4 separate regions of the Homo sapiens genome follow, and regions 1, 2 and 3 are each linked to region 4. Evidence: read pairs that join two places in POLR2A ChIA-PET (ENCODE). Cell type or tissue: PC-9. All regions are shown on one strand. Each heading gives the region's core, and the rest is flanking DNA. Links, peaks and the distances in the headings are about the cores only.

What was found. ChIA-PET counts read pairs that join two places held together with the same protein. Peaks named below come from ENCODE experiments on the same cell type or tissue, not always from the same donor. Only the 100,000 strongest peaks of a DNase experiment are listed, where the experiment ranks them.
Region 1: POLR2A ChIA-PET joins it to region 4 with 6 read pairs; 1 of 35 experiments calls an interaction of 5 or more read pairs at or near these places.
Region 2: POLR2A ChIA-PET joins it to region 4 with 6 read pairs; 1 of 35 experiments calls an interaction of 5 or more read pairs at or near these places.
Region 3: POLR2A ChIA-PET joins it to region 4 with 7 read pairs; 1 of 35 experiments calls an interaction of 5 or more read pairs at or near these places.

Annotation. Positions count from the first base shown.
Region 1 is chr5:136,652,876-136,658,283 of GRCh38, forward strand. No RefSeq gene overlaps it. Among named protein-coding and RNA genes, the nearest start is that of CTB-1I21.1, 79 kb to the right of the region's middle. In PC-9, for the core only: no CTCF peak of the experiment used is centred there; DNase peaks (open chromatin) are centred at 2,766 and 4,116; H3K27ac peaks cover 981 bases.
Region 2 is chr5:136,147,189-136,152,596 of GRCh38, forward strand. It overlaps SMAD5 (SMAD family member 5), which reads left to right. Exons shown (of 8, transcript NM_005903.7): 2 at 644-718. Among named protein-coding and RNA genes, the nearest start is that of SMAD5-AS1, 15 kb to the left of the region's middle. In PC-9, for the core only: no CTCF peak of the experiment used is centred there; a DNase peak (open chromatin) is centred at 2,973; H3K27ac peaks cover 1,239 bases.
Region 3 is chr5:135,558,076-135,563,483 of GRCh38, forward strand. No RefSeq gene overlaps it. Among named protein-coding and RNA genes, the nearest start is that of CXCL14, 18 kb to the right of the region's middle. In PC-9, for the core only: a CTCF peak has its summit at 2,867 (motif pointing right); a DNase peak (open chromatin) is centred at 2,926; H3K27me3 peaks cover 2,557 bases.
Region 4 is chr5:136,728,335-136,733,742 of GRCh38, forward strand. No RefSeq gene overlaps it. Among named protein-coding and RNA genes, the nearest start is that of CTB-1I21.1, 3.9 kb to the right of the region's middle. In PC-9, for the core only: no CTCF peak of the experiment used is centred there; DNase peaks (open chromatin) are centred at 1,787 and 2,357; H3K4me3 peaks cover 1,110 bases; H3K27ac peaks cover 3,468 bases.

The sequences.
Region 1 (5,408 bases), core at 128-5,127, 76 kb before region 4:
AGGCTCTTATCACAATTGTTTAGAGAAAAAAAAAATGAGGGTACTTGGGAGTGATTTAATTATATGGACTGCAATGACTTGCTCTGCTATTGATTTTATATATTCAAGGAGTCTTTAAAGTGATTATTCTTGGAATGGGCAACCACCACTACATTGATTTCTATGAAGTCAACAGTATCTGGAGAGGAGCCAGTCCTGCTGGGCAGAATACATTTGGAAGCAAAGTCACAGACCCTTTTGAATGAGACTCTGGGGGGAAGATGTTGAATGTGGAGGAATGAGCAAGGGGGATGGCTTGAGGCAGATTGCTTTAAACACAGCCAGCATGGTCCATTTGTGCTCCTTTTTTCTTCATGTGCAAATCTAGTTTTATCCTTAGGACTGGACAGTCAGTTTTCTCCCTACCTGCTGCAACCCTGGAGATTCTGGAGGCTAGTACAAAAGAGGCACCAGAACATTTTAAATAAATGCCAATTGCTTAGTCTTAATACCATTTATACTCGAGTTTATATTTTCACATGAAAAGAAACATATGACTCAATAAAAAGGGCTAACATATTAGCAGCAACCATCTTTTGGTAGACAAAGCATGGTTTATTATAGTTTTCCACAATAATTTTTATATTCATAAATACCTTGGTATAGCTGAAAGTATATTTCAAGAAAGGACTATATGCTCTGACCCAATATTCTTACTTCTAGGTATATGACCTAGGAAAGTAATTTGAAATACAGAAAATATATTTATATATAAAAGGATGATATATAAAGAAATATTTAGAACAGTGAATGAGCTATACTTTACACTTGATCTTAGCCAAAAGGCCAAGAAGTGATGAATGAGCTATACTTTAAAAAATAATTTAAATATTCAGTAATAAGGATAGGTAGAAGGAAATGGAGGTTTATGCAGTTATAGTATGGAATATTATACAGCCTTTAAAAATGTTTACAAACAGGTTTTAATGATTTAGGGGAAGAATAGTAAATTTTGTGAAAAGAAAAATGCCAAGTTACAAATTTTATTAATAATACAATAACTTTGTACTCCAATTTAACTCTATAAAATATACATAAAAATATTCTCAGCTGGGTGCGGTGGCTCACGCCTGTAATCCCAGCACTTTGGGAGGCCGAGGTGGGTGGATCATGAGGTCAGGAGATCGAGACCATCCTGGCTAACATGGTGAAACCCCGTCTCTACTAAAAATACAAAACATTAGCCAGGCGTGGTAGTGGGTGCCTGTAGTCCCAGCTACACGGGAGGCTGAGGCGGGAGAATGGCCTGAACCCGGGAGGCGGAGCTTACAGTGAGCCGAGGTGGCGCCACTGCACTCCAGCCTGGGCGACGAGCGAGACTCCGTCTCAAAAAAAATATATATATATATGTATATATATATATTCTCAATAGTTAGCCCTGGAGGGCAGGATCCCAGGTGACTTTTCTTTCTCTATTTTTACTTTTCTATATTTTCTAAGCTTTCCTTAGTGAACAGAAATATTACATATACACATATACACGCATGCATTGAAAAATTCATATTAGAAGGAACTTTGGACCCTGAGAGTTAGACTTTTGCTTACTTAAACTCTTCAGAGACTAAATGAGGCCTAAGTGAATATAAATTTTTATATCCGTTTAATTTTCCACCTAAATTCAAGCTTAAATGCTTATGCAATTATTGAACCAATACCAAGAGCAATTTCACCAATTATTTGGAACTCATGTTAAATGTGAATGCAGAGGCACACAACAGAAATAAGCCAAAGTGTCTGAGGCCAGATGTCATTCCATTTTCAGAAGATGATACTCCACTATGAGCATTAATCAGCCTCTGTCTTTCTCTAAATCCCATTCCCCTGGATTGATGTAGGAGAAAGATTTCACACTTGCTTATTCTACTTAGAGACTGTGGTCTAATTTGATTCACTTATATTTGAGAGGGTTGGCATTTATAATTCACTATGGGTTTGGATTATTGCTACATTTTTTCACAGAGCCACCAAACTGCACATCTCTGAGAAGAGCCGTTTTGTGCATACAGCATGCTCTGGAGCACTGTGTGCAGGGCATCGCAGGGAATTTTTTTCCAGAGAGCATTCTTCATACAGCATTCTGGTGGGCACTACGCCCTGGAGTAGCAAGGGTCCTGAATTTTACACAAATTCCTGCTTTACTCTAACTGATTCCTCACCTGTCTCCTTCCCTCAAACTTTATAATTTTGTTGGGTTGAATTATTTATGCTAGCCATGAATTGGAATAAGGATCAATGTAGGAGGAAGATGAGGTGGTAAAAATTGTAGGGATATTTGACAGACCTTACCCAAATCAGATTCTATAATCCTTAAAATAGTAAGTGTTTTACAACTTACTTCCTTAATAGTTTCTACTGACTGTGCCATTATGGAAAACGGTGATCAAATCAATACTGCATATCATTAATATTATATTGTGATGTGCCCAGTCTGAATGAGAGCAATAGGTTTCAAGCAGGGCCATTAGTCTGATTGGTTAAATTAAGTGGTCGATCATCATGATTATGGTATATGCAAAGATTTAATCAAAGCCAACTGCCCTTCCAAAAAACAAAGAATAAATGTATTTTTTTAAAAAAAAGATGGAGTACATTAGTCAGAATGGCTAGTCTAGTCTATGCTGCAGTAAAATAAACACTCCCTAGTCTCAGACTTACAATAACAAAGATTTATCTTTTATTTACATCAGTCTGATATGGACTTTACTGATTTACTGATTTACTCTCTTCCAGGCGGTGAGTCAAGAGCTCAGGCCACCTTTATCCTGCTTTTTCATCACCTTGGAATCCCTTGTTTCTGATAGTGTAGATTACACAGAAAAGGAGGAAACAGAACGTGTTTTCATTCTTAATTGTCTAGGACCAGAAGCAACAGATCCATTAGACTCAATAATTAGTCACATGATTCCCCAAAAGATGCATACATACTGGATATTAGGTAGGGATTAACAGCCTCTGCCACAGGCAATAAGTGAAATATTGTATTCTAGCTGGGAGAGTTTGTTTCCATGAGAAAGCTCATGCAGGCTTGCATGGCAGCCTAGTGCCTGGTGGGCTCATGTGTGAGTCCCCCAAGGAGAAACAATCTGTCTAGAGGGCCAGAGAGTTCCCAACATCAAACTCAGTCATCCCTTCAACCATAGCCCACTTTGGTCATATTTTCTTTAAACTAACATGTGCATTCACACATTACTCCAAGAAATGTGTGTATCCTGTCACTCCAGTTTTCTTGGGAATTGAGACATTCCTATCTGGGCTTTTGTTTGCCCTATTATTTTTGCCTATAATGACCCCCCTATTCTAACTGCAACCAATAATTGTTGAAAGCCTTACTTTCTTAAGACACATTTAGAATGGGTACACTTAGGAAGCCTTCTCTGATCCTATCGACCAAATGTTCATTCACTTAACAGACATTTACAGCAGCAAATAACATAACAAATTTTCTGATCTTGCAGAGTATACCTTCTAGTTGAAGGAGAGAGTAGTAAAGAACAAGTTTTTTTTAAATGCCAATTATGGCAACAGCTATTGAGGAAAATAAAATGGTATTGTAATGAAGACAGGTGGGATACTTTAGTTTGGGCAAAGAACTTTTTGAGAAGGTGGCATGTGGGCTGACACCTGAACACTTGAATGTGTGCTCTGTCTTCCATCTGGGGCCCCCAGAAATGTGTTTGTACTACTTAAAAGATACTTCTCATAATCTATATGGTATTTATTTTGTCTTCACCTCCTGGCCCATTCTTTTAGAGTATGAGCTCTTTAAGGGCAAAAACTGTTTTGTTTCTCTGTTCATTGAAACTTAAAGTTTCCATTTAAATTTTGACATTTCATTAAATGGTTAATGCCTAACATGATGTCTGACCCTTCATAGTTGCCAAACAAATAGAAACTCTTAGCTTACTGAAGACACATATACCTTAAGTGTTCAAATCTGACTGTTGGATAGAAGAGAATTGGATTGACTAAATATATCATCAGGAGTAACTCACAATGTTAAAAAAACAGTTTCCTCATGTCCATCCAGCTTGACAGTGAATCAATCTTTCTGTGGCATCTTTTAAGTCAAACAACATAACGAGTCATCTCCACTTCTTCCATACATCACTCTGAGTGCACGGCTAACCCAAACGGTTTTCTTGGCATCCAAGCACATTCCTCATGTAATGTGCTGGCTAGCCCTCATGCTTAAAAGAATAGGGTAACATACGTTTTCCTGCAGACTATGGCATCTTGTTAAAGACTACATGGAGCAGGCTGAACTGCTGTAGCTATCAATCAGTGCAGTCTTGACCAATTTCTGGGGTAGTGGGTGTAGAAGACTAAAACGGACTTAACACCCTTGTCAGTACAAGGTGAGTGATATCATTCTATTATTATTATTATCATTATCATTACTATTATTATGTGCCTGAACAAAGTCCTTGGCATGTTTTATTTCATTTAATCCTACCAACAGCTTTATGAGATAGATTTGATTATTTTCTCCATTTTACACAGGAAAAATGGAGGCTTCATGAAGTTGAGAAACTTGTCAGGGTTGCAGAGCTAGTAAGTGGTACAGCCACATTTGGAATGTGCAGTCTGATTTCAGAGCCCATGTATGACATCATTATTCTAAGACAGAAAACCTTTCCTCAAATTTATACACAATTCAGGGCAGCTCTTGTCTAGGCCAGGAGCCCACATAACTGTCTGTCTGCCCAATGCTTTAGGACTTACCAAGGGCTTTCACATCTATGATCACACTTGAAACTCATAAATACCCCACAAAACATCTAGGGTAGGGTGAAGTGGAGAAATACCTAATGCATGTGGGGTTTAAAACCTAGATGACAGGTTGATGGGTGCAGCAAACCACCATGGCACATATGTAACAAATCTGTGTGTTCTGCACATGTATCCCACAACTTAAGTATATTTTTTTAAAAAAGCAAAAAAAAAAAAAAAAGCAACACATAAAGAAATGGAGACAAAAATCCAAGGCTTAGGGTGATTGAGAGAGTTTGCTGCCCTTCATAAGATGCTGGTGAATTGGAACTGGTCCTTGTGATGCTACTTTGCCTTTTCTTTCCTGAAATTTCATAGATACCACCATATTTTCCAATAAATACCCTTGCTCCAGTCTTTGCTTGAGGGAAGTATAAATAAGAGTGTTATTCATAACTGAATGAATCTTGACCATGGTGTAGGATCATTTCCCCATGTGAAAGACCAAGGAAGTGAGTGACATTTCCTATTCTCACAGGTATAAATGCTAGAATGAAGGTTATCTACCCCAGTACAGTGCACTTTCCACTCTAGTAAGCTGACTCTTTAGACTTTGCAATTCAAGCTACTATTTTATACGTTGCTTACTTGGATCTCAA
Region 2 (5,408 bases), core at 114-5,113, 580 kb before region 4:
TGGAGTAAGATCACCACAAAAAAAATATATTTTTATGCAGTGGTAGTAAGCATAAAGCTAAACCTTTCATTCCTGCTGATTGACCTAGCACAAATGTGAGAAGGTTGGGTTAAAGTTGATAGGTTGATGACATACGTTAAGTGGTATAAAAATAAGTTTGAAAATGAGCAAATTAAGCTGGATTATTCTTGATCTCTTAAACTATACAATCTTATGATAATATTTAACAATTTGAATGTTTTGGAGAAGTCAGGAATATGAAGAACAATTACAGACCTGTAAGGGAAGAAAATTCCTTGGCAGGAGGGTTTCTTTCTAGGAGGCAGTCTGTACAGTGGTTTGGAATATGGATTCTGCAGCTGGACTGCCAGGGTTCAATTCTCAGCTCTGTTTCTTGCTTTCTGTATAATTAAGCAAGTTACATTTAATTTCCCTTTGCCTGTTTTCTCATCTGTAAAATGAGAATAATGGAATTTGCTTTATAAGGCTGTTTTGAAATTTAATGATTTTTGGTTTCTAAATGTAAAGTCCTTAACAGTACTTGGCATAGTGAGTGCTCAATAAATGTTAGTGGTTTATTATTATTACCATTATCAAAGGAGTATTATGATTCCTTTGCTTAAGCAATTGATTTTTTTTTTAGAAAGGAAGCTGTTGAAGTTATTGAAGTACCTGTTGCTATATTCTAAGAAATTAAAATGTCCAGAAATCTGCCTCTGTAAGTAACCTTTTAAGATCATTCATGCCACTCTGTTTCTTTAGTCAGTAATAATGCAGCCCATGTTCTATGCCTTCTATAGAGAATTTCATTTAAAATGAAACCACTGAAAAATGTAGACCACCATTTTATACTAAATGGTGAGTAAAAGGTCTGATTTTATCTTGAAGAATGAAACTAAAATTCTGGGAAAACATTAGCTTATAGTAACTGTAAACATGCATGAATTGTTATAATGAACAAATAATGGATCAAGTGTGAATGGATAAACAATTTTTCCCACAAAATAATTCAGTATCATTATATGACAGCCTTCAATTTGACATTTGTGGCATTAGCTTTAAGTTGTTCTTTTTTTTGCAAAAATATTGATAAAAATATATATACATTTTTTCAAGGACCTCTGTTAAATTCTTTGATAGTCAAGTTACTCTTACCCTCCTCCCGAACAAAGAATGTCTTGCTTACTGATTACTGTAAAAGTGGTAGATTCCCTGAGCTCAGTATTCCTCATCCATGCATCAAGACTACAAAAAAGCACAAACTCATACATATAAAACATGGAGAATCTTATAATACTGAAGGAAAGATTACGTGTTATTCCTTCTATACAACATTCACAAAAAGGCAAAACTATAAAATACATCACATTATCCCCATGGGTCTTGGGGACAAACAAAACCTCAAATAATGTCAATGCTTATGCTGCTTGCTGTGCCCAGAGTAGCAGAGTCTCTAACCCAGGAGTCTTATGTCCTTTGGCACCATCCAGAAGACAGTAACAGACTAACTTGTAAGTGGGGTAAAATCAAATCCTAGATCCTACATTGTTTGCCATCATTTTTATAAACTTTGGAAATCTTGGAATTTTTGCAAAATCTGTAGTCTCACTCATGGTTCATAAGCCATTATGGTGAGGGAGACACTTGTGAATAGGGACTGATTTTATAAGTGATCAGTCACAAGTATGTTTTAAAGATATTTTTAAAAATTGAAATAATCATCTAGTAAAGCACACAGAATTAAAGTGTGTAGCTTAATGAACTTCTGCATATGGTATACATCCATGTCATCATCACCCAGATCAAAATATGGAAAATTTCTAGCTCCCTAGAAGGCTGTCTCATGACCCTTCTTAGTGCTCTTCTGGCCTTGATGGCATAGGTTAGTTTTGCCTGTTTTTGAATGTTGTGTAGATGGAATAATGTGTAATCTTTCCCTCAGAATATATGAGAATTCTCCATGTTTTACACATACTAGTTCTTTCTGTAGCTGTGAAGTATTCCATTTTATGAATTTATTACCAGTATTTACCCACTCTACTGCTGATGAATATTTGGGTTCCAGTTTGGGACTATTATAAATAAAGTTGTTAGGAACATGTACTTGTTTTTTGGTGGACACAGCACTCATTTCTGTTGGATATATACCTAGGAATGGAATTTCTGGGTCATAGGGATCTATGTTTAGCGTTAGTGGATACTGTTAAACAATTTTCAAAAGTGACTGGACTAATGTATATTCCTACTATCAATATATGAGAGTTCCAGTTCTGTATTATCATGAACAGTTAATCTTTTTTTTTTTTTTAAGTGTAGCCATTCTGGTAGGTACCGAGTGAGATTTTACTGTGGTAGTTTTTGTTTTCTTTTTGCATTCATGTGATAACTAATGATATTGAGCCCATTTTCTCATCCAGTGGCTATTTTAATGTCCTCTTTTGTGAAGGATCTGTTCAGATCTTTTGACTATTCACTAATTTTTATGATGAATTTTTCTCCTTTTGTAATGTAAGTTGAGACGTGGATAACAAGTACTCGGGTAGCTTGCACATACCACTTTACCAGTTTGGGAAGTATAGAAAACATTTTTAGAAATAATTTCATCAAAAGTGCTAAGTTTTTTAGTCATTCCATATTTAAAGAGTTGAGTGTGAGATTTGCTCCTCTCCCTGTGCTAGTTTTACTAGTAAGAGTTCTAGGTTTTTAAAACTGACACCTATTGTTCTTTTTGAAACCAATCTCTTGAAGTTTAGTGGCATACCCATTCACCAAAGTCACTGGCCTTTTCTTTGTTTACATTCTCTTTAAACTCTCCCATATGTTTAATCTTCTGCAGTACCATTGTATCTAGTTCTGTCTTTTTAATAGTGCATTATCAGTAACTCACTATCAGGAAACTCTTTCCTAACAGTGAATGTTTCGTAATATTTAGGTGTTTACTTACTGTTCTTTTCACTCTGTTGCAAACTTTTTTTTTTTAGCTCTTTGTGCAAAATCTTAAATCTGTTTCTCATCTTTACCTGGCTAAACCTGTATCTCCAGTCATGACCTTTTCCCAGTGGAGTTTACCACCATTTCTACTGACAAAGCTGCCTTCTGAATGTTTTTAATTCTGTGGGTAGAATTCTCATTTTATCATTATCTTAGTCAACGTGGGTTTAAAATTTGAAATTATCTCTTAATTTCAAGGTACAGTTAGTAGAAAAATCAGTGACCATTCATTAAGTATCATAGTGTGTGGTATGGCACATGCAATGGTCCAGGTGCTGAAGACTACTTCTTAGAAGGATTTTGTACTGTATTTGGGAAGTTATGATATTATTTATGACTTATTAATTAGTTTTTATTATAAATATTCAGTGACCATAGCCTCTTCAGCATTGGGTGGTAAAGGAAGTCTTCACAAAAGGGGATAGATTGGAGCTCATCATTAAGAATGACTAAGATTTCTCTTGGAAGACACAGATGGGCAGAGGGGCAGGGATTTGGATTGGATCAGAAGGTGTGTATAGTGGAAGAGTAATGGGCAAGATTAGATTAGGACTAGATCTAGCCAGTCTCTTAAGTCTTGGTTCGTCTTCTTTCTGAATGCTAATGATTAGAATTCATGTTTGAATAGTACTGTTGAGTTTGTAAAGCTTGTGTTAGATAGACATTAGTACTTTAATATTTCTGTGACTTAGGAACCATCATCTCTATTTTACAGAAAAGTTAATAGGCTTTGAAAAAGTGATACTAGTAAAGAACAGAATCTGGTGGGCACAGTGGCTCAAGCCTATAATGCCATCAACTTGGGAGACTGAGTCTGGTGTGTTTCATTTCCAGGCATATTTTTATTCTCTGATATCATAGATATCTATAAATAACAATTTTTTTGTTTTAAGTTTGATATAGACATCCTTAGAAAGGTATATATATTTTTACAAATTGTTTTTCTTACTCATTTATTTGATAAATGGACACTATTCTAGGTCCAGGGCATCCAGTGGTTTTGAGGGCAGACGAGACTACCTGCATACTAACATTGCATTGGGGAAAACAAAGTAAATAAACAAAGTTGATAATGTAATATCAGATTAGGGTAAATGCTATAAAAAATGAACAGGGTCAGGGGATAGAGAATGTTGTGAGAATGGGCTGTCATGCTATTTTCAATCAAGTGGTCAGGGAATTCCTCTTTCAGGAGGTGACCTTTGAACAACTGAATTAATTTGAGTGAGTATGCTGCGTTAAGTTACGGGAGAAGAGAATTTAGGGGAGAGAACATCAGATGCAAAGACCTCACATAGAAATAACCTTAGAATACTTGAGAAATGGAAAGAAGTTAAGTGTGGTTAAATGCAATTAGGTAGGATAATGGTTAAGAAATGAGTAAGGAGAAGCCAAGGGCCTGATCATGTATGATATTGTATTCAGAATTCTGGTCTTGAAGCTCCTGTCTTTTTGCCTCCCTCTTCCTTAACTGTCTCTCTGTTGCTCATACACATACTCTCTCACACATACGTACACTACCCTATCTAGCCCCCCATTATATTCTAGTGTTCATGAATCAGTCAGCCAGGCCTGTCTCTTATCTAGCCTAGGAAATGCTATGTTCATGTCTGCCTATATATATATTTTTTTGTTTGTGTGCCTTTGCCTTTGACATTTCCCATCTCATCTCAGACAACCAAACCATGGTTTTACTTCCTGACCCACATGGATTTTATCATACATCCTTGATGTAGATGCAACTGAGGTCAGCCCTTCTTACAGTTCATTTAGTACATAACACTTTATACTCTGTGACCTGTTAGTGACAATTATGCTTTCATTCTCTTTGTTATATCTCTCTATTTTAATGTGGCCAGTTTTGTTTGCCTAGGAAAAATCATCCTACATAGGGCTGGGCAAGACAAGGCACAAGGCATATCCATACATAAGGAGGATATCTTTACTTCCCTGTACCCTTCCCCACCATGGTTCCAGCATAGAAGGCTGGATAGCTGCCAGTAGTTGATCGGCATCCAGAACTGTATCTGGTACTTTAGTAGGCTCTCAGTAAGTGTATTTTGAATGAATCAGTTTATTGACTGTTGAGATTAAACCCTACTTGGCATAACTTTTTTTAAAAAGCCCCATCATGGCTATTCACAATACATGGGATGTAACAAAGAATCAATAATTATTTGTTGAGTGTATGTCAGTTTTACTTTACTCTGTGTTTACATTATCTTTATTTACTTTATGTTATTGTCTGGGCTTTAGCTGAGCACATACATTCTTTTCTGGAAAGATGCACCCCAGTCCAGAATAATATTGATGCTAGAATTTTTCAAAGACAAAGCTATAGCTTTTGGCAATTGTAGGCACAAGAAAGGAAGCATCTTTTGTTACACCATTTTTCCAAACGTTATTCTTGTTACTTT
Region 3 (5,408 bases), core at 83-5,082, 1.2 Mb before region 4:
GAAAGGGATTGTGACATCTCCCCCCTAGGGATCACTGCAAAGGAAAAATTAGACAGTGGAAACCAAGTACCTAGTACAGGGCCTGGCCCCTGGTAGATGCTGAATAAAACCCCCTTCCGCCGCCTCCCCCTAGAACGTGAGCCAGAAAGGACATCTGAACAGACAAAGCAGCTCCCACAAAGGCCATGCGCTGCCTATACGCATAACTTAGGAGGCTCTCTCAGCAGCTCACCTGGTTTGTGGTGTGCAGCAGAATGGGCATGTGTCTAGAGTTTGCACTCAGACTACTAGGTTCAAATCCTTCGTCTGCCACTTTCATCAAAAAGTTATAAATTTCTCTAAGCCCTAGATTACTCGCCTAAAAAAGGATTGTAAAAAAAACTACCTAACATTTAAATGATTCCAGGATGAAATGTCAGGAAGCATGCAAAACAGCCCATAATCAAAACGCAGCAAATTATTATTGGTGTTCAACAAATATTTGAATAAACATTTCTACAGTTTTCACACGAATAGTTTCACTAGCTACATATACTTAGTAAAATTGTGTGCTATAATATACTTACTTGTATCCTGACCTTTGAGTATTCAGTTTCCTTTTATTTTTATTTATTTATTTTTACCTGTGGTAAATGATGCTTCAGTGAACATCTCCATGCAGCTATCAATTTCTTCCACTGAAAGTCTTCCCTGAGGATAGACTCCTAGAAATGGCATTGTTCACTTAAAGGGCTTATTCAGCAATTCCTGAAGATATTTCTATAATACCACACTGGAAAGAGTTGCTGCAGAGAGATATTTGATAACACAAAACACCCAGAAAGGGTTCTGTTATGCTCAGCAATCACTCCTAATGGAGATCTTCCTTCCACGCTAGCTTTTTATTTTACTCTATTAGGTTCAAATCCATGGCTTTAAACCTTGTTACATTATGTGATTATTTCAATTTTGAATCCATTGGGGGCTGTTATTCATAGGTACTTGTTTTTTAAAGCCTTGTTAATGATAAAGTTGATGTAATTATAAAGTTACTTATTTTTTGCAACGGGGCTTTAACCAGTTTTTCTTTTTTGCCTTTATTTATTAGACTGAGGGGTTTGACTCTAACTTAGGCAAAAACAGAATGAGTTGGCTCCTATAAACTGAGAAGGGCTGTACAAGGCAAAGCGAGATCCAGGGGCTAACCCATGCGGTCTTAATCCCGTCACTCCATTTCTCTGCTCTGATTCCTTCTGTGTGTTGGCTTTGGTCTCAGGCAGGTTTTCTTCACAGGACCTCAAAACAAACTTCTGGTTCTCTGAGTTCAAGTCTTTACGGCTTGGGACCCAAAGAGAAAACAGGCCTGTTTTTCCAGCTTCCATCTAGTAAATCTTGTGAAGTCTCTCACTGGCTTTCTTGGGTCAGGTGTCCATATCTGAGCCAATCAATGTGCTGGGGGAAGGATCCTGGGCTCTGATTGGCCAACCTGGGTCATGTGCACCCAAGTCCTGTGGCTAGCATCAGAGTGCATGGAATCATGATTTACAGCTCCCCTGGGCCTCACGGGGAAGAGAGGGATGCTGGATGAAGAGGAGGGTGAGTTACCGAGCTTCTCTGGACGTCAACGTCCTGTTCTGTGAAACGGAGATTACAGCAGTGCCCACTTCCCAGGCTGGTTGTGCAGGTTACATAAAACAATGTGCTTGTCACTCTACCTGGCATGGAGTAAGTTTCATTAACTGTTAGTTTTGAGGACAGCCACAATAGTCATACCTACTAGGGTTAAGTAAATCTGATTAATATAAAGGCATTTTACCTGGGCATGGTTGCCCTGTAGCCCTGTAGCTTTTGAAATGGGAGGAGAGTCACCAAGTGGCATTCCGAATGTCTTCCTAGAAATGTTGGAAAATCCCTAATCCTCCCTGTGCACTGTGCCTGGCACAAGGCAAGAGCCTCTTTCCCTTCTTTCATTTTTATCTTTTCCTAGTCTTCAGGCCCCTCCTGATCTCTGCCCTGTAGCTACTTTTTTACCCACCTGTAATTATCAGCAGCTACCAATTACCCAGCCACCCAACTGTGGGGAAATAAGGGTAACTGTGGGTTCCTGGGGCTCGATCACTCCCTCCCAGAGGTGCATGCCCAATCAGAGGGTAGCAGGAATGGACGAAATCCTTCCCTCGGGCACCTAAGAAGGTGACTGTTGACTGCATTTTCTACCTTTGAGAGGAGTGCCAGCCTTGAGGGTGATGTGTTGTGTTCTCAGATTCAGTGCAGGGCAGCCCACGTGACTCAGTTGCTCTCACAGTGCAGCAAGATCTAAGATCTAAAATGATCTGTCTCCTCTTCCTATTTTAACATCTCTTAAATCAAAATATGCCTTCTAATAAATGTGCGTATTGTAGGTAGTGGATTACCAGCCCTCCGCAGCCCCACGCCTACCTCCATCTTATATTAAATTGATGCTGCTTCTTACCATCAGTGGTGTCATAAAACAGAAATATAGTAATGTGCATGCTAAGGGACTGTAGGCACTCAGGGACTGTGCTAAGCATTTATGTGCATGATTAGGTTTAGTCCTTCTAACTACCCTACGAGATAGGCCCAGTTATTATCCTCATTTAACTACTAGAGAAACTGAGTCTCCAAGCGGGACTTTGACCAAAGTTGCATGGTTTGTAAATGGCCAAGCCAGGATTCAAACCTAGGCAGCGCTTTCTGATTCTAGAACTGTGCTCTTATCCGATACATTATAGTTTCTTTGTTAGTTCCGAGGGTTAGATTGTGCAGCGAGGAAGCATTCTACTTTGGTTTTTATGATCAATAACTGGGTTAAAAGGGGAAGTCCCTCTGTTCCACCTTGCCTTCCCCTCCTCAGGGCACCCACCTCAGGCGCCAAGCGGCACGCAAGTTGCAAAGGCACCACAAGATGGCGCTTTCGACCTTTCTCCTTAATGTGAGCTCTGGGCCCGGACTGCCTTTCCCTGCACTTCCTGTTAATGCACAGAGATGTGTTTAGTGGAGCTGCTGCTTGACGGTTTTCCGCAGAATTAAAGCCTTGCAGCCTGTTGGAAAAGAAACAGGCCATAGTCGCGGTTGGACGCCATGAGGGGTGTGTGCACGGAAAAGCGGTGCTGTGTGGACAGAAGAACTCTGTTCAGCACCCAGATGGTGGTTGGAAACCAGTGGTGGCGTTTGGTCATTTCACAGTAAGCCTCTTCTCCTTAGGCCGATTCCTCAGTATCAAAAGTTCTATGAGTTCACTCAAGAATCTGTTTGAAAAAGAGTGAGTTAGGAATTTCAGTGTCCCTTCAAGAGCTTTTGAGAAATCTCAAGTCAAAGGCTTCCCGAACCTTCTCCCTCCCACCACACAGCCGCCTGCACGGAGGAAGGCTGCTGTGGGGTGGGGAAGTGGGGGGCACCTTGGGGAGAGTCTACCTGCTGGGCTCAGGGAGGTACCCAGGTGTGGGAGGGACGTAGGACACCCTTCAGGTCAGCTTTCCAATGACTCGGGTGAATGAATGTCACAATTTTAGGGCTGGCATGTCCTGGGTGGGAGGGTCCCAGAACCTTCTGGTCATGTGTGGATGATAACATTTCCTAATGATTCACAGAGTTGAATATATGCTCTAAAAGAAGAACCTGGACATCAGGGCTCAGTTCCAAGAAGCATCCTCCCAGCTTGCTAGCCCCAACTGACCGCTTTCCTTGTTCTCCCTCCTCCCAGCAGTTGTAAAACACCTACTCTGTGCTAGGGACTCACAGGGGCTAGGAATTCTGAGACAAAGTCTATTCACTATTGTTAGGGATCCTACATCCTAGTTGGAGAAACACACATATCTATAACAATGCGGTTTAATGTGTTAATGCTGAGGTGTGGTAAAATAGTGAGGCTCAGACAGGCCTGGGTTGAAATCCTGGCATGGCTCTCTGGTAGCTGGGTATCTTTATGCAAGTGATTGAATCTCCATCAGACTCAGTTTTCTTACGTATAAGACAAGGACGGAAGTATAGATGTCAAAAGGTTGATGTGAAGATTGAATGAGAACTTGGGTAAGGCACCTTGTCCCAAGCTTAACCCAGGGAGATGCACAAGTTTCATTGATCTCCTTACCCTCTAAGAGATTTGCAAACATTTTCAGTACACTGGGTGATAGAATGTGAATTCCAAATACTTCCCAAAGGTTGAAGTGACAGGAAAAAAACTGGTAAGATTAATTGGGGCATATGTAAAGTGGTAGGGCTAGCTTCAAAGGATCAATTACCCCAGCGTAAGATTGGAGTGGAGATACGTGTGGCATGAAACTCTGCTCTTGTGTGATGAGGCCTTGGGGACCTATTAAATGCTTGCTTAATGGATGTGACTTGGTGGCTGAGAACATTAGCAGACTTAGATGGGGTTAATAAAAGTACTGTGTCCAGGACAAAGAAAATGAGCCACAGCCACACAGCAGGTGGTTTGGGAGGGTGACCTGGAAGGCAGGGGCCTGGACACCATCACCTAGAATGGCTGAGAGGACAGCAGGGTTAGCTCAGGAGAAGGTCAGGTATGTCCCAGCATGGCCTCTGCCTTCTGAACATGTCAAGGGCTGGTACCTGAAATAGGCATTGTGCTACCTCTGTGTAGCTCTGAGGATGGAACTCAGGAAGCATCTTTTAGTGTCCTGATTTAATCCTAACACTTTTTAGCATGTGGACTTTTCCAATCATAGAGTGAGCTGCTTTTTGAGCTGTGAGGCTCCTGTTACTGGAGATATCCAAGCCACCTCTGGATGCCCTACCTGGGATTGTCTAAGGCAGGAATTACTCACACAGGGTCCAAGGAGCCATAAGGATGACATCAGGGAAGTCTAAGAATCTCCTGAAATGGTTTGCAAAATATACTGGGCATTTTTTTTTTTCAGGGAAAAGGAATCATAGCATTCATCAGCTTTTCAAGGGGGCCCAGAGTTCAAAAGCAGTTAAAAAATTTACAGCTTCAAAGAAATTTTTCTAGTGGATATAAGGTGGGACTAGATTCTAAGGTATTTCTTCCCCCAGGTTTAAGATTCCTTGGACTGTTAAATACATTTTTTAAGAAACACAAATTTATTATTATTAACTATTATTCACTGTGTGCTTATTATATGCTACACAAAGTGCTAGATATTCTATTTGAATGGTCTCATTTAGTGTCTCAAGAAATTCTTTGAAATTAAGCACTATTATTATTCTTATTTTGGAGGTGATGAAACAGGCATGGAAGTTTGCCCAAGGTCACAGAAGGTTTCAGATTCCTCTCTTGGTAGATACGTTCTTCAAGTTTGGCCTTTTTATGCCTTATAAATGTAATGTTGGCCGGGCACGGTGGCTCAAGCCTGTATGCCAGCACTTTGGGAGGCTGAGGCGGGTGGATCGCTTGAGGTCAGGAGTTCTAGACCAGCCTGGCCATC
Region 4 (5,408 bases), core at 335-5,334:
ACCTCAGCCTGTCCAGTGGGAGCTATCATGATAAGCAGAAAAAGGAGAAGGAACTAGAAAACAATTAAATAAGAAATTGAAAATCTAAGAGTTTGGTCAAATAGGTAGCCTTGTAAGATGCCGTCTTCTGAACCATCAGTAAGTGTCTATGTGGTCTCCCCACAAGCTGAGGATTCTGGGTCTATTTTTGGACAGGATAGCAGGGGTGTGGGCCCCAGGGTGGCAGGCTTGTCTGTTCCCATTTTTAAGCAAGGCCCAAAGCACACTTGGAGGGTTCATCCTGCCCCATCTCTCCTTCCAGGATCCTGGGCCTGATTAAGAAGCAACTCAGATGTAACGCGGTGGGAAGGAGTCTCTCTTCCTTAGCAGTTCAATTGGAAGCAGCCACGGCCAGCTGTCAGCACTGAGGCAGGAAAAGCCAAAAGCAGTTGGAGGCCAGGGCAGGTGTGGTGGGAGTGGGACCGAAGGTCAGATGCAGGAGTGTGAAATGAGGCCAAGCAGGGGCCGGGAGGATGGAGGGGCCTGGAGTCTGAGGCTAGGTCAGCTCTGCAGGAAACATCTAATCTGAGCAGTGTGTGAAAATTGGAGTTTGGGGTCAGAACCAAGGGCAAGCAGAGCTTGTTTGGAAGATGGGGCCAGGTTTCAGGACAGAGCCTTGGTTGGGAGAAAAAAATCACTTCTAGGGGATAGAAGGCCAGAGCATCACCAGAGAGGCCAAGCTTATCTTGGTTCTCCCCTTTCTTCTAAAAATTTTTACCTCCTCTGGTCTTAAAAGTGCAGTCGTCCAAAACTAGTATCTGTTGTAGAGGGAGGTGCTGTTTAGCATTAAATAATCAAAAGACATCAGCAATGTGTGGGAAGCCCAGGAGGGGACAACATCTCAGCTGAGGAGCCCCCTGCATTCATTACCTTCTGGTGCAGCGCTGAGCGGCATAAGCGGGCTGCTTCAACCCTTCTTTGGGTGTAAGGCATATGCATTAACAAGTATCCTTCATTTCAAGAACATTCTATATTTTCTGTGATGAATTTTGAAATAAGTGTTCATCCTGAGGCATCATAAAACCAAATTTGAAAACCACCAGCATGACCAGTATCCAGGTAGCTTTGAGGATAAAAAGAGCAGGAGTGGTTCCTGTACAGCCTCTGTCCTTCCTTCTGTCCTCTGCAAGGACTTATGAGCTCCTTTTCTGGACCAGGATGGCCTTCCCCAATAGATCATACACTTGGAGATGAGCTTCTCAAAACTCTCCAGCATTTTCTTTCCAGTCTCCCGGCTCTCCAAAAGATCTGTAGGGCTGACCAACATTTTATACTCATTTTGTAGGTTAAAACCAAAAGCCACAAAGTTAGCCAGGTGCGGTGGCTCACACCTGCAATCCCAGCCCTTTGGGAGGCTGAGGCAGGAGGATTGCTCGAGGCCAGGAGTTCGAGACCAGCCTGGCCAACATGGTGAAACCCCATCTCTACTAAAAATACAAAAAATTAGCCAAGTGTGAGGCTGGGCGTTTGTAATCCCACCTACTCAGGAGGCTGAGGCAGGAGAATCACTTGAACCTGGGAGGCAGAGGTAGCAGTGAGCCAAGATTACGCCACTGCACCCCAGCCTGGGTGACAGAGCGAGACTCTGTCTCAAAATAAATAAAAGCCACAAAATGGGCTTGTTTAGGGTCAAAACAGTCTTCAAAAAAACAAGATACTCATCATTTGCATGACTCAAGGATGCCAGATAGTTAAGCCAATTGTTTACTTTATGATTATTCTGCTCCATGATGCTGCTTTGCCTAGCGTTCCTTTCATACAATTCTCCAGCTTTAAAATGTTATGTGATTAATAGGAAAAAGAGGTAGGCAGTCTGGCTTCCCACTGAGAGATGTGACTCACCCTCATAACTTTAATGGCCTTAATGTGTAATGCCCTGTGACTGAACTTGAATATCTGTGGAAGGGATTCTCTTATCACTGTGTTTGCAGCCTATTCTCGGAACCATCAGAGGATCATATCAGAAATCTCCCAGTCTCTGATGTGAGTCTGGTGAGGGTATTCATACACAAATACCCTTTCTTCGTTTCATACAAACATTTTTCCTCTCTGAAATATCCTTTCTTAGCCATGTGATAATTATCACCTGCAAGGGACACCATGAAGAGAGGCCCAGGTGCCACCCAGCCTTGCTTTGCTTCTAGTTCTCTGCAAGGGCCCTCAAATGCTTGTTGAGTGTAACCTCTCTTCAGGGCAGCACTAACCTCCTCTGAGTGGCCACCTGCAACCCCATACCACTCATTCATTGCTGGGAGGTAACAGCTACACCGTGGTGAGCAGTCTTTGGTAACAGAATGACTCAGAATCAAATCCACCCCTCACAGGTGAAAGATGTGTGACTTTAGGTACAACATCCGTGTCACTGAATCTGTTGATCTGTTAGAAAGATAAAATGACTAACAGAAAGAATGTCCCAATTGTAAAAATTAATTTGAAAATCGTAAATGTGCTTAAGGATAGCTTCAAGGATAAAATAGGTAGGGCCAGTGTCAGGTGCAACCTCTGAACTTCCTCCTGTCCTGTGACTTACTGAGGACTGCAATGTGCCAGAAGCTGCATTCACTGCTAAGGATAGAGCAATCAACAAGAACAACTGGTCTTTTATCCCAAAGAGCACATATTGGGAGACAAGCATCTCAAAAATTATTCTGCCCTGGCACATGGTAGGCCCTCAGACACAGGTGGTTATTGTTCACTGAATTATTCTACATCCGGAAAACATATTATGTTTTTGCTACACTTCTCTAACCCTGGCTTGGTGTCCTACAGCTAAGGAGAGAGCAAGAACGGTTTTTCTTTTCTCTGCCATTAATACAATGTTCCCAGTAAGAGTTCGATAAAATTTTTGTTATGTAACTAACCACTGTTAGCAAAATTCAACTTCCAGGAGAGATTTTTCAGAACAGCACACAGTGTCAAGAGTGGCATGTGGAAAATCACCTCTTACACTTTAAGCTCTGGTTAGAGACAGAAAAGGAAAATGAACAATGATCCCTGCCCTTCCATAGTCAGCTGGGTAAGGCAGGGTGGAATCAAACAGAATAATCTTAGCAAACTCATGTAAGAAGCCCATCCCCAGTGGTGAGTGAACAGAGGGGAATGCACATGCTAAGAGAAGTCTAGCTTTGCCGGATCTCACTAAGATTTTATGTGTACTTTTCCCATTTTACTACTATGAGAAACAACCCAATGAGGGTGTGTAAGGAAAAAAGGAAAGAAACCCACAAAATGTAATTGTTATGTGCGTGACATAATGTAGGTGATTTTAACAGCAGGTAGAAATAAGCTCCTTCAGTAAATTAATTCAACTGTAGTGGCAAAGCATCCTGAAACCACAGAGGCTGCTCCTGGCAAACCCTCAGTTCCTTGGCAGCAGTGCTTAAACACAACTTTATGTATTAAAATAGGAGAACCTCCTTTCCAGGAGAATGAGCCAGGAAAATCAAATAAAACAGCAACTTCTCAAGTCATTTCAAGTTGAAGAAAATGCTGATCAAGTGGGCCGAATAAAATGAGTTGTGTTTCTAAAATAAGAAAGGTGGGTGTCTCTAAGAGTGGAAGTTGGTTTCATGACCTTTCCTGGTAATAGAAATCTCTTATATCTCTTAGGTCACATATTTCCACCAAGCCCCTCCTCACCACCAAACAAATACAACAAAACCACCTCAGAATCATCCCTCTGTTTGACTGTCAGCAATGTGATCTTCAGTAAAATCTGCAGACCCATCTTGGAAAAACTTCACATGGTTTCTAGCCTAAAGGTGATTTTGTTTTTTGGTGAATCTCACCAATGTGGACATACACATCACAGGATTTATTTCAGATTGAAGCTGGATCTTCTACTCTGATTCAAGTTCTGAAATGTAAAGGTTGTTGAGGAGAAAAAATACCCAGAAACAGTTTCTCACAGTTCATTCAGTTCATTAAAATCGAGTTTTAGGTTATTGAAAATTATTTTCTTCCACATTTTGGAATAATAATTGTCCCTACGAACATTAGGGCAACATTGCTCGTGCAGTTTGGAACACTGATTACTAAGGCAAGAAAACCAGCTGGGGCCGGGCGCAGTGGCTCACGCCTGTAATCCCAGCACTTTGGGAGGACGAGACGGGCAGATCACGAGATCAGGAGATCGAGACCATCCTGGCTAACATGGTGAAACCCCGTCTCTACTAAAAAATACAAAAAATTAGCCGGGCATGGTGGCAGGCGCCTGTAGTCCCAGTTACTCGGGAGGCTGAGGCAGGAGAATGGTGTGAACCTAGGCGGCCGAGTTTGCAGTGAGCCAAGATCGTGCCACTGCACTCAAGCCTGGGTGACAGAGAAACTCCATCTCAAAAAAAAAAAACAACAACAAGAAAACCAGTTGGTATGTCTTAGAAATATTTTCAACCCCGTAAGTTAAAATTAAAAAGGCTCTATGGCTAAAACAGAGTTAAGCAGAAAGTTCAGTTTGGAAAAACATTATATTCACTGATATTTTTGGTTACTCAACATTTTGTTTCATTCTGCATTAGAATGAAAGGTTAATCATTCACTACTTGATGAGATGCTGCCTGGCATAATAGTGTGGGCTGGACAAAAAGCAACTTGGCTTTGTTTGTGTTTTGCTGTAAAGTAGCCTGGTGGCTCAGGGAAATTACTTAACCTCTTGGAGGTTCAGAATGCTCAAATGGATTAAGATATCAAATTGGAGACTTTATAAGACCCTGTAGTTCTAAGTGACTTCCATGTGCTTCCAAGTCATTTACCAGGTACTACAGGTGAAGCCAGAGACACTGGCCATGAGTTATCTTCAAGGTCAACTGTGATCATCTCAATCTCTTCCTAAAAACTGTCAATCATTTCCAAACACCTACTGAACAAAATTCTATGGATACCGTTGAAAGCTTCCTACCAATGAAGATAAAGGAAAAGAAAAAAAGGAATTTTCTCTGCCCCCAGGTGAGAAATGAAATCTCTTTCACCATTGTACTTTCTACCACAGTAATTGTTGCTAAGCAAGTAGCTCGACAGAGTGATGTGAGGTTTTTTTTTTTTTTTTTTTTGAGACGGAGTCTCGCTCTTTCACCCAGGCTGGAGTGCGGTGGGCGCAATCTCAGCTCACTGCAGGCTCTGCCCCCTGGGGTTCAGGCCATTCTCCTGCCTCAGCCTCCCGCGTAGCTGGGACTACAGGCGCCCGCCACCTCGCCTGGCTAACTTTTTGTATTTTTAGTAGAAACGGGGTTTCACGGTGTTAGCCAGGATGGTTCGATCTCCTGACCTCGTGATCCGCCCACCTAGGCCTCCGAGGTTTTAAACAGACATGACAGCCCCTTTCTAGCAACCTCCAGATTCAAGGTTAGTGAGGGTTACATGGACTCTGGGAT